2 separate regions of the Homo sapiens genome follow, and region 1 is linked to region 2. A link is a loop called in an ENCODE intact Hi-C map of the cell type or tissue named here. Cell type or tissue: dorsolateral prefrontal cortex. All regions are shown on one strand. Each heading gives the region's core, and the rest is flanking DNA. Links, peaks and the distances in the headings are about the cores only.

Region 1 (2,919 bases), core at 145-2,644, 420 kb after region 2:
TCTGTGTTCCTGCCCTTGAAGACTTGTGAATGAGTCATTTTTCTTCTATAACAATTGTGTTTGACTTAAAAAAGAAAATCTTGGCTCAGATGTCTGATTCTGACATGAATTACTTTTTGCTGCAGATTCTTTTTGCTACAGATTCTGTTTTCCCCAGATTCTTCCCTGACTCTGACCACCATGGCTCTTTTAGGTATGAGGTCAATTTACTACCTATGACCTTCGCTTCTTCCCTACCTATGATTAGCCACTATGCAGACTTGGCATAAAGAATCTCAGAAGTCCTCCCTAGTACATCAATTTCTAGGACTTTCCTTTTGCCTATGCAGACAGCTTTACTCTGATTCCTTTCTAACCTATGCTGTTAATTGCAAGATAAGCATACCCAAATTAAGGACTTGTAACACACAGTCAACTTCTCCCTGAGTTAAGGAAGGAATGCTCCTTGAAAACGAAGAGAGAAAGCTCTGCTCCCCACCCCTCCCACATTCTCTTTAGAAGGGAGCAAGAGAGGTTTCAGGGACTTATTTCTAAGTGCAACACTTAAGTTTGGCCTGTGAGGGGTAAATAGTCCATTATCAGGAAAAAAAAAGTCTTACCATTACATAGTCAAAAACATAGACAAATACAGAATTTGTTGCATCAAACTTTACTTTTTTCCAAGGAATCAGCCATCAGTCCATACACATCATATGGGCATCAGGGGCCTCCTTCTCCTTCCTTTTCCCCCTTTTTTTCCAAAGTCTTGTTCACATTTTTGCATCTTTCCAGAGCTCTGCTTCTTAGTCAATAAGTTTGTGATCTTCCTTCTAGATGCATCTGAATGGCAGCAGCAGGCCCTGAGCTCATTAGCCTTTGCATGTTATCTGCATCCTTTCAGGTGCTTGAACTTTCTCTCTGTCTCTTTCTCTATCTTAGGAATTCTTACCACCTCTTGTGGTCTGAGTTATTATACTTTATTATACTAACAGATTCTCTGTCTTTTTTGGGTCTCACCAATAGCTTCCTCCTGAGAAGGCGACTATGTGAGGAAGAAAAGTGGCAGGTGAAAAAGGGTAAAGAAGCTCCATATTGTCACATAAGTATTCATAGTACCTCTTTGAAAAGACTCCAGAGTTTCTTGTGCAGATAGTAGAGAGGGCAAGAAGAAGACTTAACACTTCTGGTTGCTTTTATTCTTGTAGGAAAAGCGGAGTGAGTGCCTAAAGTAGAGAGAAAAAGCAGCTGCTTGCTGTCACCACTGGGGCTTGGTCAGGGCTGCCTCCTGCAGGTCCTTCATGGACTTGGTGAATGTGTATCCTTTTGACACTTAGGTTTGTGAAGGTAGAAACAAGACAAGCTTTTCTCTCTATGACTTCTTGGGAATGGAGGAAAGAGGACAATTTTGGGCAAGACATTTGATACTTTATATAGAAAGTCGTTATAACACTTTTTCCTTTTTTTTTTTCTACTGGAAGTTCCTACCCTAGGATAAGACTCTTTCCACCAATTTCTTTCTTTCTTTCTTTCTTTCTTTCTTTCTTTCTTTCTTTCTTTCTTTCTTTCTTTCTTTCTTTCTTTTTCTCTTTCTTTCCTTTTTTCTTTCTTTCTCCTTCTTTCTTTCTCTCTCTTTCCTTTGTTTTTTTTTTTTTGACAGAGTCTCACTCTTTCACCTAGGATGGAGTGTGCAATGGCATGGTCTTGGCTCACTGCAATCTCAGCTTTCCAGGTTCAAGAGATTCTCCTGCCTCAGCCTCCCAAGTAGCTGGGATTACAGGCACGTGCCACCATGCCCGGCTAATTTTCATATTTTTTAGTAGAGACGAGGTTTCACCATGTTGGCCAGGCTGGTCTTGAACTCCTGACCTCAAATGATCTGCCCGCCTCAGCCTCCCAAAGTACTGGGATTACAGGCATGAGACACCTTGCCTGGCCTCCACCAATTTCTTATCCACACCACAGACCCTTCCCCTTGGAGAAGCATGTGACCTGTAATGCATCTTTTTTTCTTTTCTTTTCTTTTCTTTTTTTTTTGAGACAGGGTTTCCCTCTGTTGCCCAGGCTGGAGTGCAGTGGTGTGATCATAGCTCACTGCAGCCTCCACCTCCCTGGCTGAAGTAATTCTCCCACCTCAGCCTCCCGGGTAGCTGGGTCTACAGGCATACGCCACCATGCCTGTCTCATTTTTTGTATTTTTTGTAGAGACAGGGTTTCGCCATGTTGCCCAGGCTGGTCCTGAACACATGGGCTCAAGCAATCTGCCTGACTTGGCCTTCCAAAGTGCTGCGATGACAGGCGTGAGCCACTGTGCTTGGCCAGACCTCTAATATATCTTAGTGCAATTATTCAGTGCAGTAACTTCGGGATCCTTTTCTTTACAGCCAGCGAAAGCAGTTTCCCAGGTTTGTGCACAAGCATTATTTTTGAGAGTGGTTCATCAATTTATTAAAATAATTTATGTTTTAACTATGTTGTGATAGGAATGGCCTGATTTGGCTGTATTAGGAACTGTGACCAATAGTTGATATTTGCAAGATGACATCAGTTACATGTGCTTTTTTTCAAGATACTTCTGTCAAATGATTAGTTCACAGGTTCTACATCTGTTTTGAGCTTAGGAGGTAGTAAGTTTCGTAATGTTTATTGTTTTCTAATGCATGTTTTTTGTCAAAGTTTTACAAAATTTTTGGTTAAATTTATTATGTGACATTGGAGATTGAGTTAGTACTTCTGCTTTTTGGTCTGATTTTCAGGTAGTTACTCTAAAGATATGGCTAGTTCTACATCTAAAACAAAAAAAGAAAATTTTACATTTTCTTACAGGAGTATTAGAAGCAACACCCTTTTGTATCAGGGGTTGATCATTAGGGGATGGAGATGGGCCTCTATTGGAAGGAGTTTATGCTGTACATTTACTCAAGAAGGTAGTAGACAGATGAA
Region 2 (2,919 bases), core at 168-2,667:
AAGTAAAGTTAACTCTCAAAGGGCTATTTCAAATGAAGACCAGTTTATGAAAGATTGGCTTCAGAAATCTAAATGACTTGTCATTACTTACAGCTTCATATCAATTAATCCCTCAATTGGGGGGTAGGGGGAAATGGCTAGGAAGGTTCAATCTATTTTAATTCTGATTATTTTTCCTCAAAGGGCCTCTTGTGTGTAGCTTATATCATCCAAACACTGTGCCAGAATATCATTTTTTGAAAATTAGAGGATATGAGATTTTTTAAGTGATGGTAATCAGGAATTGCCATAATAGAAAGGAGACTTGTGAACACATCTGTACAAGTGGAACCATTCCATTATTAATGGGAGATTTATTACTGAAGAAATCACTACAGAACACTGTGGTAGAGATTGTGTTTTTATTTTAATATGAGAGCCAAGTCTTGCATTAGGACATTGTTGAAGCTTGTGCAGAAAGTAAATGGCACCCATGGGACTGTAGCATTCTGCTAGATTGAAGGGCCTTTAATAATCCAATACGCTAATAGCAGTTAGAGTGTAAGAGCTAATCATGTCTTCTGCTTTTATAATAACTTATACATGGTAACCAAAAGTAGTTACGATGTGTTGGCATCATTGTTCTTAGTAGATGACTTTTTAAATTAAAAACTAAGTTCACTGAGTAACTTTTCAGAGTTTATTTCATGAAAGATAATAAAATAGGATACCTGTTTATAGCAGGTTTAACAGCCACTTACTGCTCTTAGGAGATTATATATCCCTACACAGATGAACATTCGAGTAATGACAGAAATGTAAATACCAGCCTATTGTTTTATAACAATTTTGAATGACTACAAAAATGAGTTTATTTTACGGGTATTTGCTGATGTTTTAATAATTATTTCAGTGGTTTGTTAATATGTATCAGTTATATTTCATACATTTCCTAGGTTTCATTGTCCATCTTCTTATATAAGGTACTTATAAATATATATAAATTATGAAATTAGACTACAGCATTTAATAGGTTGATATAAAATGATACAAGGGCCTGAAAATGTGCTTTTAACGTACTTTTTAGGAAAAGGCATCTTATTCTAAATTTTGAAGGCCTCTATTTGGCTCTCCCCCCAGCCTCTGATACCATTGCCTCCGTTTTATATAGATATGGGACCAGAATTTTAGCCTGCTGCTGCTTATATCTAAAAATAATATTTGTAAAATTATCCAAAGCAGTAGATATATTTTTATTGTATTTTCATGTGATTGAAAAATCTTCAGAAAGACCCTTTTTTTAATACTGCACACTAGATGGCAGTTTTGTCATATTCTTCCAACTTCAAATGCTGCTAGTGTGAGTGGAACAGGAAAGGCCATCAATGTTTAGTCTGCACTCAGAGGGTCTCTGCATGACCAATGCAGACCCTATGGACTTCCTGGAACATATGTTAGTAATTTAGCTGCAGACATTTATTTCTTTGTTTTACTGCTTGGCTCTTTGAGAAAGTGTTGGTGCTGGGTTATGGGTTGTCTGGATCATGTCAGAGGCCATGGGGATCAAGTTCATGTGACAGGCCAGACTAAGGAAAGATGAAGTTGGAGGAGGTGAGGAAACTGACCCTTACTTTCAACAGCAACCAGTCACTGCCTGTCTGTGGACTGGGGCCAAATGCTTGGGCGTTTAAGTTTTATTCCAGCTGAACAAATAAAACATTTTGCCTATTTGGCTTTTTCATATTTCATCAGTAGTAGTTCAACCAAAGATTTCTCCATTTCTCAAGGACTTGCTTATCCCTTATCTTTCTCTCTAATGCTTACTCCTATAGCCTTGTCCAGACGAAGTGACGTTGAGATCCTCGGCTACTGCATGCTGCGGTGGTTGTGTGGGAAACTTCCCTGGGAACAGAACCTGAAGGACCCTGTGGCTGTGCAGACTGCTAAAACAAAGTACAAATTTTCAAGTATTTCATCATGTACTGCACCAGGTCTGAAGGGATACATTAAAGGGAGCTAACAACACAGAGAAGATTGGCATTCACCCAACATGACAACCAAAGCAAATTTCTTTAGTTTGAAAAATATGTTTTAAAAAAACCAAACAACTAACACATAAAATCCATTAAGGTAACATTGTAAAAAGACATGTATTTGAATTACAGTGCAAAATATAAAGTGAAATATCTGTTCTTTTACATGGTATTTCCAAAGCTTAGATTCTAGGTGGTAGTGTTTTCAAGGAAGAATATTTTCAAATTAGCATTGTACAAGTATGTTGAAGTAGTCTGAGCTTGGTACGATTGATATTAACTGTGTAAAACAGCACTATGAAATGGGACAAATAGGGCTTATATTTTTCAAGTGAGAGCAACATACCTCTTATTTCTGTCTTGGAGGAAGTATGTTTTCTTTCTTAAGAAACAAAATTTTTACATGAGCTATTTATATGAGATAATCTTGTAGCCACATAAACATTTTTAATATTCTACATTCAGTTTTTATTACCTGGATTCGGCTAGCATAAAAATTAGGTCAGACTAAGAACAGGGTGTGTTACTGTTTTACAATTCTCTCACTGATCAGGCCTAAGAAAAAGTCAATTGCATAGAGCACAGAATAGCCAGTTTTTCATTATATACCAAGATATGCTCAACAGTAGTTATCCACAGGTAGCAAAAGCAGCAGCTAAGCTAAGTTTTAAGTAGGAAAATCACAACAGAAGAGTACAAAGCCAGGGGAAAATTAGCTGATTCATAGAAATCTATCTTTAAATTCAGTGTGGCATCAGTTCTTAATACTGAGAAAGATTAGCCTGCAGATTCAGAAAAATACATATTACATTTGTAAATACTGACATATATGAAACATTTCTCCACTCAGAATTTTGATCATCCTAGTCCCTTACCCAAAACTAAAACATTTATATAAATCTATATT

The links. Hi-C counts contacts between places; a loop is a spot of excess contacts. Peaks named below come from ENCODE experiments on the same cell type or tissue, not always from the same donor. Only the 100,000 strongest peaks of a DNase experiment are listed, where the experiment ranks them.
Region 1: a loop joins it to region 2, with 3.0 times the contacts of the local background. A loop is called at or near these places in 4 of 110 quality-filtered maps.

The regions. Positions count from the first base shown.
Region 1 is chr2:58,552,877-58,555,795 of GRCh38, forward strand. The region is part of intron 1 of LINC01122 (long intergenic non-protein coding RNA 1122); the gene reads left to right. Among named protein-coding and RNA genes, the nearest start is that of LINC01122, 34 kb to the left of the region's middle. RefSeq lists enhancers at 1,567-2,067, 2,068-2,568. In dorsolateral prefrontal cortex, for the core only: a CTCF peak has its summit at 1,274 (motif pointing left); a DNase peak (open chromatin) is centred at 1,255.
Region 2 is chr2:58,129,997-58,132,915 of GRCh38, forward strand. It overlaps VRK2 (VRK serine/threonine kinase 2), which reads left to right. Exons shown (of 13, transcript NM_006296.7): 9 at 1,812-1,932. Among named protein-coding and RNA genes, the nearest start is that of VRK2, 85 kb to the left of the region's middle. In dorsolateral prefrontal cortex, for the core only: CTCF peaks have their summits at 1,287 (motif pointing right) and 1,487; no DNase peak of the experiment used is centred there; H3K27ac peaks cover 1,723 bases.